Linked DNA regions of Mus musculus: region 1 is linked to region 2. The links are chromatin loops, found by intact Hi-C in ENCODE. Cell type or tissue: left cerebral cortex. All regions are shown on one strand. Each heading gives the region's core, and the rest is flanking DNA. Links, peaks and the distances in the headings are about the cores only.

Region 1 (5,377 bases), core at 222-5,221, 960 kb before region 2:
AGGACTTGTCTGTGAAGTGTTCACCCCTCAAGAGACTATACCATACCATTTCCCTGAAAGCTCAGAGGATATAGAATTAGGTATAGAATTTTCCACTTTGGAGTCATGTTCACACTAACAATTTTTGGGTTTTAAACTACTTGGGAATCAGATGTGGGATACCCAACCTGCACTGGGTAGCTGTAGGTAAAGGTATGATCCATTCATACGACAGCACTTGGTTATACGTATTTTTCTCACTATAGCCCTGCTCTAGACAGTTTTGTAGGTATTCTGGAATTGCCACCGTCCACAGTTGCAGCTGAATGGCTGAATAGACCCAGGAGTCGCCTCCCTACATTAAACAAATGGTAGTGACCTTCCTGGCCTTGGCCATCTCTCCAGATCACATTGATAGTTTCCTAATTTTCATATCCTTTCCAATATAAACAGCCTGAGAAAATTTCCAAATAGCAAAGGGTAGCCTCATTTTCCCATGGCTTATTTCTCTCTTCATCCTGTAGCTTATGCAGCAAAGAGCTACAAGGTGGCATCCTGGATAGTTCTTGAAAATCTCCTCAGGTAACGGACAACTGTCCAAGTTGGTGTTCACAAGTGGCTGAACCTACGTTAGCCGGTATATACGGTCGATATATATCAAGACCCACCCTTTCTCTTGCTTCCAATAAATAACACATCCCTTTTGAATCCTTCCCATAACTACTTTCAATACCCATGTTTTTACCAACATCTTATTCAAGACTATTCATTCTCCAGAAAACAACAGCTAGTTCTACCACACTCACAGAGTCCTCACCAGAATTACCATTATTTTAGTAGCCTCCTCAAGGTGATATAGACCTTTTCTACAGTTCTCAAAATTCTTGTAGCCCAAACTCACAGCTACTTCACAGTTTTGGGTTCTTGTTGCATTGAGATCCTATTTTCGATATCAAAATCTACACGAATTTCCCAGTGCTGTTGTAACAAGTTGCCAAAACTATGGTGGCTTCAAAAACAAAGACATTCTCTTATGACTCTAGATGTCACAGGTCCAAAATCAGTGAATGGATGGTACTTTAGTACTTTTTAAGACTCTAGAAGAGACTGTTCTTGCCTCTGCTCGTTTTATTGGCTTCAGATGCTGTGACTTGAGGCTACTTAACTCCAATCTCTGACTCTAACCTTGCATGACCTTCTTAAGTATTTTTATGTGTCATGACCCTGGACTTGGGGCCCACTAAGTTAATTAAAAATGCCCCAATATTCTCAATTAGGTTTGCAAAAAACTTGACCATTGACAGATTTGGGCGTTAGGATGTGGACATATCTTTGTGGGAGTTGCCATTCAACCTACCACAAAGTAAAGAGGGTGTCAAATTTGGCTCAGACTAGGTTGTCAAAAGCTTTAAGGAACATTCTACAGAAGTGATAATCTGGAATTCATGAAACTAAAACACCAACAATACAGCTAACTGTTAAAACAAACAAACAAAACAAAACAAACAAACAAACAAACAAACCCTGCAGGAGATGGGGAAGAAGAAGTGTAGGAGTCATGGGGGTGAGGCCACCACCACAGCCCACAGAATCAACTAAGCAGGATCATAAGGGCTCACAGAGACTGGAGCAGCAACCACCAAACCCTTGTGGGTCTGCACTAGACTTTTTGCATATATGTTATGGTTGTATAGTCTGGTGTTCTTGCGGGACTCCTAACACTGGGAGAGGAAGTCCCTGACTCTTCTGCCTGCTCTTAGACCCTTTCCTCTTACTGTGTTGCCTCACTCAGCCTTTTGTGGCTAGTGTTACTGTAACTGGCTATGCCATGTTCAGTTGATATCCTGAGAAGCCTGCTATTTTCTGAAGGAAATAGGGTTCTAGGGGAGATGGGAGGTTGGGGAGGGAGGGGAAACTGCAGTCTGGATATATAGTTTAGGAGAGAATAAATACATAATAAAAAAATTGACTGACTGGGACTAAATGTAGGATCCGGTCCATGCACTGCCAGGACGCACTGTAGATAAGAGGAAGCAGATACATTTGAGCTAGAATCTCCTAGTCAATAAACGCTGTGTGCCATCAAGTAAAGGCAAGGCAATATAGTGGTGGATTTTTCCTTTGTTTTGTAGAACCATGGGATGTTGTCTTGTAAATTCATAAAAAACAGTTACAAAACTGCTTATGCTCAATATTAAAGAACTAAATTTGAGACAAAGTTTCCCTTTTGTAACTTCAGACTAGCCACAGACTCATGTAATCCCCAGGGATTACAAAGGTGTATCACCATGAGAAGCAGAGTTGCCATTTCTGCTTGCGGGATTACGATTGTCTGCTTTCTACAAGGTAACTAAACAGAACGGAAAACAAATCCCTTTGGATGAGATATTTGGGGGGGAGGGTGTAACCGAGAAACTGCCTTCTCCACTGTTAATTTTGGATATAAATCAAAATTATACTCCAAAGCACTATCTGCTGACTAGAACTTTGCAGAAGAGCTTGCACTAAAGGCCACATTCTGCCCTCTACATCAACAAGAGCGCAGGAACAGGAATAAACTTGGGACACAGAAGTTTTAAAAATCGTAGGTGCGTGGGAAAGGTGGGGCGAGTGAGTGGCAAGAGTTGTCCAGGGACCATCTAGAGCATTGGTGCTATGGGTGTGGGGGGGCGCGGGGTGGGTGGACGACGAGATGAAACCCTATCTGAGAGCCTCTGATTAGGTCTGAGGGGATGGAGTGTGCGGCTCGGGACGCTAAGGGGGCGCGGGCTCGCTCCAGAGGACTGCAAATCTAAGCGGATGCTGGGGTCAGGCGGGAGAACGCCTCGGATTGCCGTCAGGACTGGGCGGACACTGGATCTGAGGGGACATGGGACTGTGAGCGACCCTGAATCGCGAGGTCTGACAGCATCTTGCGGGAGGGGATGTCTCAGGGATGCCGGGTCCCTCCGCCCGCCGCCACTCCCCGGCCGCGGCGCTAGCCGGGCCTGGGCACCCACCTGGCCTCCAGCAGCAGCGGGGTCTCGGGCCACTTCGCAGTCAAGTGGGCGGTCACCGCCTTGGACGCAGTCGCCGTGCTGGCGCCGAGCAGGGCGAGCCACAGCGCGACGGAGCGCAGGAGCAGCCTCATCCCCTTCGTGGCTCTGGCCCGCACCAAGGCACGCCGAGGGAAGCGCGAGACGCCACGCTACGGTCTGGTCCTCCCGGTGCTCCGCCGTCCACTTCCGGTGGGGGGAGCTGCAGTCCGTTAGTCCGCCGGTCGTGGGCGTGCGCATGCGTGGCCAGCGAGGTCCAGGGGCGCAGTGGGGGGAGCCCCCGGGTGGACATCGGCCCCTTGCCTACGCAGGGCCGCCGCGAGGATTTTCGGAGGGTCCGCCGCCGGGTCTGGGGAACCCAGCCTTCCATGCCAATCTACCGCTAGCTGGAGCTGCCCCAGCCCCGCTGGTCAGGGACCCTGGGTGAGGGCCAGCTTTCCGGTTAGCATCACCTGGGGGGAGCAGGAGCGAGAGTAGGCCTCAAAAATGACGTAAAAAGGCGCAGGCGACTCCTGTGTGCACTGTTGGGAGAGCTGTGATTTATCTATCTATCAGTGGGCTTTCCCTGCTCTCTGGCTGGTTCTGAGGGCTGGACCTCGCTCCCCGCCACTGCCACCCCCACCCCCCAGGATTCAGTGGTCTCCTGCTGCTATCAGAAGTGGCATCTCAGGCCTGCCACTTGCTTTTGGAGTTGGGTGCAGAAGTGTCCTGACTCTCAGCCCCTTGGAAGGCCCAGGTGATTCCTGTGCCCCACAAGACTGAGAGGCGCTGCTTCAAGAGATTACAGCTGAATAGAAAAAGAAAAGTCGGAAAATGATAGCAGTGAAATGTAAGAGAAAAGTGGGGAAAAAGTAGTTCAGGAGGAGCACAGAGCCCTTGCTTCCCATTTGTGTACACCTCTGCTCTGTGGGTACACCCCATCTCTTCCAGCTGCCAACACACACACACACACACACACACACACACACACACACACACACGAGACAGATGAAGAGAGGCAGAGAAAGAGAGAAAGCACTCCATTTACCCTCACGTGTTTAGTTTTCTTTAGAAGATGCTGTTCAAAAATCTGCTCAGGTGAATCTCGACGCCAAAGTGGCACCTTCACTACTGACTTCTCTCCCAGTGACTCTTTTGTCAGCTGTCGTGTCGCTGGATTTTCACTTTAGGACCTGAACGCAGAACTTACTTACTTCCTACTGTAGATGGCACTTTTCTCTGAGGACTCATGCCTCACTCATTTCTGGAACAATTTATGCCGAGGATCAGTAAGTATCGAAAAGGCCTGGGTAGGTCCTGGGTAGGTAGACGGGAAGTTTACCTAAGGGCGCCGAACTTGCTTTCCCGTCATGGAGCCTGAGGAAAAGTATATTGTGAATCCTTAACATGTTTTGTTTTCGTTTTTTCATTTTTGGTTGAGATGTGGGATAGAAGGAAATCAGATGTTGACAGAGCCAGCCTTAAATGGCAGCATGTCTCATACAATGCCAATCTTTACTCAAAAAAAAAAAAAAAAAAAAAAAAAGACTTGCTGTATAAGTCACATGCAATATATTATTAAAGGACATAATAAACTCAAGTTAGAAATAAGTTAATAAGATAATAACTAAAGTTACATACTAAGAATCCTAATTCCTGTTGAATTCAGAGAAGTGGACATGCTACACCATTGGTTTGGAGAGAATGAAATTCACTTAATAGTGACCATTCATTCACACAATTACACACTTTATCTCTTACGGTATTTTCCTAGAACGGAAATGACTTTAGAACATTTTCTCACAGAGACCATCTCTCCAGGGCTGTTTCTTTGCCTGAAGATAAGAGGACACAAGTGGGTGACCTTCACATTTTTTTCTCTATGGAATTGCCTGGTGTAGACAGAAAAACCCAACTGCAAAAACCTAACAAAGCACACGTAAGTCAGCAAAATGGCCAGGGACTCTGAAATCAGTAAATTATAAAATTTGATCAATAAGTTCTAAGAATCAATAACCCCTGGGTTGGCCACGAACTCAACAGATTTTAGAGCTGTAACCATTTGTTAGCATTTCCTATTTCCCTTTTTTTATTTTTTTTTATTTTTTTGGAAAACGAAATCCAAGGTTAGTCACTGCCGAGTACAATGAATGTAAAATTCATGATAGCAGTTTTCATTATATGCGGAAGAAGTGATTAATGAGTTCTTTATAATAAGAAACGTGTTTCATGGAATAAATCATCTGGAATTCTTAAGGTGCAGAGCGGGCGACATTCATTCAGTGAGTATAATGATGCTGTGTGAGAATAACTTTAGATAATAAGAATCTTAATTTTCTGAGCTGAAATGAAGTCTTAAAGTTTAAGTGAAGTTTATAACCTCC
Region 2 (5,377 bases), core at 267-5,266:
CTTAGAACTGAGTCAAAATAGTCTTCCCTCCTTAACTTGCTTTTCTCAGCTATTTTGTTTCAGCAGATAGACAACTAATATTTTCCTTTTTTGCTGATTTCTGCTTTGTGCTATTTTGTTTCTCATACTTACCATGGACTGGATATGTTCTGTTTCTAGTTTTGTCAGATGCATTCGAAGTATTGTTTTTAAAACCATCGCCTTTCCCAATAAAAACATCTTATTCTTCATTACCTTGGTTTTTTATTTTTTTTAAAACAAAGTTTCGATGGTCTGAACTTTTACTTCCTCAAAGGACATGAGTGTGGTCTCTTTTGCTGAACATTTCACAGCATCTGCTCTGCAGAGCTAGGATTCAAACCCAAAGCCTCAAATCCGCCAGGCAGCCAGCCGACTGTTGTGTTAGACCCCGAGCCGACTGTTGTGTTAGACCCCGAGCCGACTGTTGTGTTAGACTCCGAGCCGACTGTTGTGTTAGACCCCGAGCCGACTGTTGTGTTAGACTCCGAGCCGACTGTTGTGTTAGACCCCGAGCCGACTGTTGTGTTAGACCCCGAGCCGACTGTTGTGTTAGGCCCCTAGCCGACTGTTGTGTTAGACCCCGAGCCGACTGTTGTGTTAGACTCCGAGCTCTGACAGTCTTACATGGTGAGTTCTTCTGCTGTTCTGAATCGGAGGCAAAGTCGCCAAAGCCGTGACGAGTTTAAGTATGCTTACTAATGTTTTTGTTCGGTTTCGTGAGATTCCCAGAAAGTGCTGCTAATTATTGAATTTGTATTTTTCTATCACTGGCTTCATTTGCTAATGTACTTTGAAGGTCGGTTATTTAGGCCTGTAAGTTTGTTTACCTTGGTAGCCTGGTGAAGCAGTCCTTGTCAGTGTGACGTGCTGGCGACCATAACTCTGAAGACCCTGCCTGGCACCCACAAAGTTACATGAGCTTTCTCATTTCTTTCTTTCTTTCTCTTTTGTTTGGAAGATTCACTTTCTTACGTGTCTGTGTATATGCATGCATGTAGGTGTCTACAGAGGCCAAAGGAATGCCAGATTCCCTAGATATGAAGTTACAGGTGGTTGTGAGCTGTCAGTGCTGGAAACTAAGCTCGAGTCCTGTAAAAGGGAGCATCGCAATTCTTATTAATCGCTTTATTCATTTACATTTCAAATGATATCACCCTTCTAGGTTACCCCTCCACAAACCCCCACATCCCACACCCCTGCCCTCCCTTTGCCTCTGTGAGTGTGCTCCTCCACCCACTCTCACATTCCTGCCTCATTACCCTATGCTGGGGCATCAAGCCTCCACAGGATCAAGGGACTCCCCTCATTGATGTTAGATAAGGTCATCCTCTGCTACATGTGTGTCTGGAGCCATGGGTCCCTCCATGTGTACTCTTTGGTTGGTGGTTTAGTCCCTGGGAGCTCTGGGGGGTCCGGTTAGCTGATACTGTTCACTGTGCGGGTTGCAAGGGAGCAGCAGTCTTAACCACTGAGGCATCTTTCTACCACCACTGCAGCCGCAGCGACGTTTCCTGTGCCTGTGACCAATCTCATGTTCCCCAGTCCCAGTGGAGTGTCCTGAGGTTTGCAAAAGTGCCCATGCAGCAGGAAACAAACAAACAAACTGGGTAATCCAACCTTTGTGGCGCTGGATGACAGGATCTCATGAGATTCCTTTTGGATCGTCTTTCCAGACCCTCATGGATACTCTACCCTGAGATTCTGTCTTGGCCACATCAGTTTTAGGCACATGGCCTTCATGCACGGTGCCATGCTGCACTGCTGGGGTGTCTGTGGGTCTTTTCCTTCAGAGTAGGAACGGAGTAAGTTTGTCTAAGAGGCCTTACCTACTTCACTACCGAAACCACTTCTCTCCAGTTATTCTTCACACTGTGTCGTGTTCCTTTTGTTCATGGTTGCAATCGGAGTTATATAGGCACACATTTACATATATGCAGATACGCATGCATATATGTAACTGTGTCATTCTCTTTCCCTTCTATCAGGTTTTAAGCCATGAAGGAGTGAAACCTCATGTAATATATTTTGACCCTTTGAGTCCATGGAAGTAGAGATCTATGAATAATTCCTGGGTGATATTAAAAGGGGGAATTACCAATACAGATGCTTCTGACAGAATCAGCTCAAGGGAAGAAAGATTTATTCTGACTCTGGAAGGTCCAGCCATCATGGCAAGGAAGAGGTGATGGATCAGAGCAGTGAGCGTTGTTAGAGACCCGGGAACAGAGAAATGAATACAAGTCTGTTATCTATGTCCTGTTCCTCTCTTTATTCCTCACTGATTCCCAGTGCATGGATGGTGTTGCCTGCATCTCCCTTCTTTAATTATCTGTGGAAATGCCTTGACAGAAATACCCAGATGTACCCCCTTGCCAATATCTTCAATGATGCTATGTCTAGCCAGGTCAACCATCATAATGTCTATGAATGGTTTGATTTGTGATTTGGGTTTGCCTCATGATAGTGTGAAATAAGAATGTGTTCAACAGAAGCAAGGTTTCCTCTTAGGAAATTTAGCCTTTAGCATGGCTGGACAATGAGAGCAAGCCCTGGCTCCTGGGACAGCTCAGGATCACAGGGGAGGCAACACCGACTCCACAGTACACTGTCGCAAGACTAGGAGGTGAGAAATATTGGATGCATTTTGATATCAGCATTTCAAATTTTTAAAGTAATTGCTAGAGTGCAACCCATAACAACTATATATTAAAATAGAATAAAGATTATACAGATATATTACATACACATATAGAATCGCCCTACCTTTCAGAGCCGGCTACATTTACGCATGGGACTTTCATACAGCTATGTAAAGTTGCTCTGTCCTCATTGGACACCTTCTCCAGTGGGAAGTTTCTGGAAGGTCAGTATTTATTCCCTCTTCTTTTCAAATGGAATTTCCAGTCACTTGGGACTCTTCATTGGGATGCTTTGCTCCCTGTGTCCACACAAGAATGGCCAACGGGCCAGCGTTTTTTGCTGAAGCAAGCTCAACCGCACGCTCTCACCAGTCTTTTCCGCTGTTGCTCTTATTTTAAGAAATTGCCCCGTGAGGGAAAGTTGGTTTTCAGCACTGAGGCTTTTGTTATTTGGTGAGTTACTTTTGGGTTTGTTTCTGAATCATTATCTGCAGAATCTGACTTCCATCCTGGGTCCAGGAGGCTCAGCTGCAAAATTAGCTTTGCCTGCCCCCTTGTGGCTGCCTGATGATCCTGGCAGAAGTAGCTTTGTTTTTCGAGTTTAGGATTTTGGTGTTTTTAAATTTTTCTTTATTCTTTGAGACGTTTATCGATGTACTCAATGGTTTTGGTAAGACTCGCCCCACTACCCCTCCCAGGCTCCCCATCTCGAACACTTTCCCCAACTTCACACCCCTCTTTTTTAATGGATGGAGTCCAATTCGTGCCGTCCATATGTACAGGAGAGTGGGGCCATCCATTCTAATGCAGGTAAACTAAAAGGGGCCACATCCCTGAGTAAAATGTAATTTTACTCTCTAGCATCCATTAACTGCCAGTAACAGCTCAGCTGAAATTAGGGCTTATGACATGGAACCTGGTGAGACTCTACCCAACCGTGCTTGAATTCCGAATCGTTTGCTCTTGTGAAGGTCTTACGCAGGCAACCACAGCTGCTATGTGTTTATGAAAACAATGATCCCGGCACATCAGGAAGGCGTTGTTTCTTGGCAATGCCCTTGAACCCCGGGCTCTTACAGGTTTTCTTCCTCCTCTTCTATAATATTCGTCAGGCTCTTGGGAGGTGCACTGTAGAGAGGACCCTTTAAGACTGAACAAAGGCGAGGCGACCTAAGCCACAGCAGCAGCGGTCGCCATCTTGGTCCGGGACCCGCCGAACTTAGGAAATTAGTCTGAACAGGTGAGAGGGTGCGCCAGAGAACCTGACAGCTTCTGGAACAGGCGGAAGCACAGAGGCGCTGAGGCAGCACCCTGTGTGGGCCGGGGACAGCCGGCCACCTTCCGGACCGGAGGACAGGTGCCCACCCGGCTGGGGAGGCGGCCTAAGCCACAGCAGCAGCGGTCGCCATCTTGGTCCCGGGACTCCAAGGAACTTAGGAATTTAGTCTGCTTAGGTGAGAGTCTGTACCACCTGGGAACTGCCAAAGCAACACACTGTCTGAGAAAGGTCCTGTTTTGGGCCTTCTTCTTCGGCCAGGAGGAGGTCCAAATACAAGATATCTGCGCACCTTCCCTGTAAGAGAGCTTGCCAGCAGAGAGTGCTCTGAGCACTGAAACTCAGAGGAGAGAATCTGTCACCCAGGTCTGCTGATAGACGGTAACAGAATCACCAGAAGAACAATCTCTAAACAGAGTCAACTATAACTACTAACTCCAGAGATTACCAGATGGCGAAAGGTAAACGGAGGAATCTTACTAACAGGAACCAAGACCACTCACCATCACCAGAACCCAGCACACCCACTTCGCCCAGTCCAGGGAACCCCAACACACCTGAGAACCTAGACCTAGATTTAAAAGCATATCTCATGATGATGGTAGAGGACATCAAGAAGGACTTTAATAAATCACTTAAAGAAATACAGGAGAACACTGCTAAAGAGTTACAAGTCCTTAAAGAAAAACAGGAAAACACAATCAAACAGGTAGAAGTCCTTACAGAAAAAGAGGAAAAAACATACAAACAGGTGATGGAAATGAACAAAACCATACTAGACCTAAAAAGGGAAGTAGACACAATAAAGAAAACTCAAAGCGAGGCAACACTAGAGATAGAAACCCTAGGAAAGAAATCTGGAACCATAGATTTGAGCATCAGCAACAGAATACAAGAGATGGAAGAGAGAATCTCAGGTGCAGAAGATTCCATAGAGAACATCGGCACAACAATCAAAGAAAATGGAAAATGCAAAAAGATCCTAACTCAAAATATCCAGGAAATCCAGGACACAATAAGAAGACCAAACGTACGGATAATAGGAGTGGATGAGAATGAAGATTTTCAACTCAAAGGTCCAGCAAACATCTTCAACAAAATTATTGAAGAAAACTTCCCAAATCTAAAGAATGAGATGCATATGAACATACAAGAAGCCTACAGAACTCCAAATAGACTGGACCAGAAAAGAAATTCCTCCCGACACATAATAATCAGAACATCAAATGCACTAAATAAAGATAGAATACTAAAAGCAGTAAGGGAAAAAGGTCAAGTAACATATAAAGGCAAGCCTATCAGAATTACACCAGATTTTTCACCAGAGACTATGAAAGCCAGAAGAGCCTGGACAGATGTTATACAGACACTAAGAGAACACAAACTGCAGCCCAGGCTACTATACCCAGCCAAACTCTCAATTATCATTGAGGGAGAAACC

What was found. A loop is a pair of places that touch in the nucleus more often than their neighbours do. Peaks named below come from ENCODE experiments on the same cell type or tissue, not always from the same donor. Only the 100,000 strongest peaks of a DNase experiment are listed, where the experiment ranks them.
Region 1: it touches region 2 in a loop (6-fold over the local background); 2 of 42 quality-filtered maps call a loop at or near these places.

The regions. Positions count from the first base shown.
Region 1 is chr14:119,096,233-119,101,609 of GRCm38, forward strand. It overlaps Uggt2 (UDP-glucose glycoprotein glucosyltransferase 2), which reads right to left and starts at 3,202. Exons shown (of 39, transcript NM_001081252.2): 1 at 2,979-3,202. The coding sequence starts at 3,109. Gm16835 (predicted gene, 16835) reads left to right here and starts at 2,733. Exons shown (of 7, transcript NR_153786.1): 1 at 2,733-3,843; 2 at 4,056-4,282; 3 at 4,800-4,932. In left cerebral cortex, for the core only: a CTCF peak has its summit at 3,202; DNase peaks (open chromatin) are centred at 3,217 and 3,750; H3K4me3 peaks cover 1,691 bases; H3K27ac peaks cover 1,141 bases.
Region 2 is chr14:120,058,100-120,063,476 of GRCm38, forward strand. No RefSeq gene overlaps it. Among named protein-coding and RNA genes, the nearest start is that of Oxgr1, 18 kb to the left of the region's middle. In left cerebral cortex, for the core only: a CTCF peak has its summit at 3,220 (motif pointing left); a DNase peak (open chromatin) is centred at 3,196.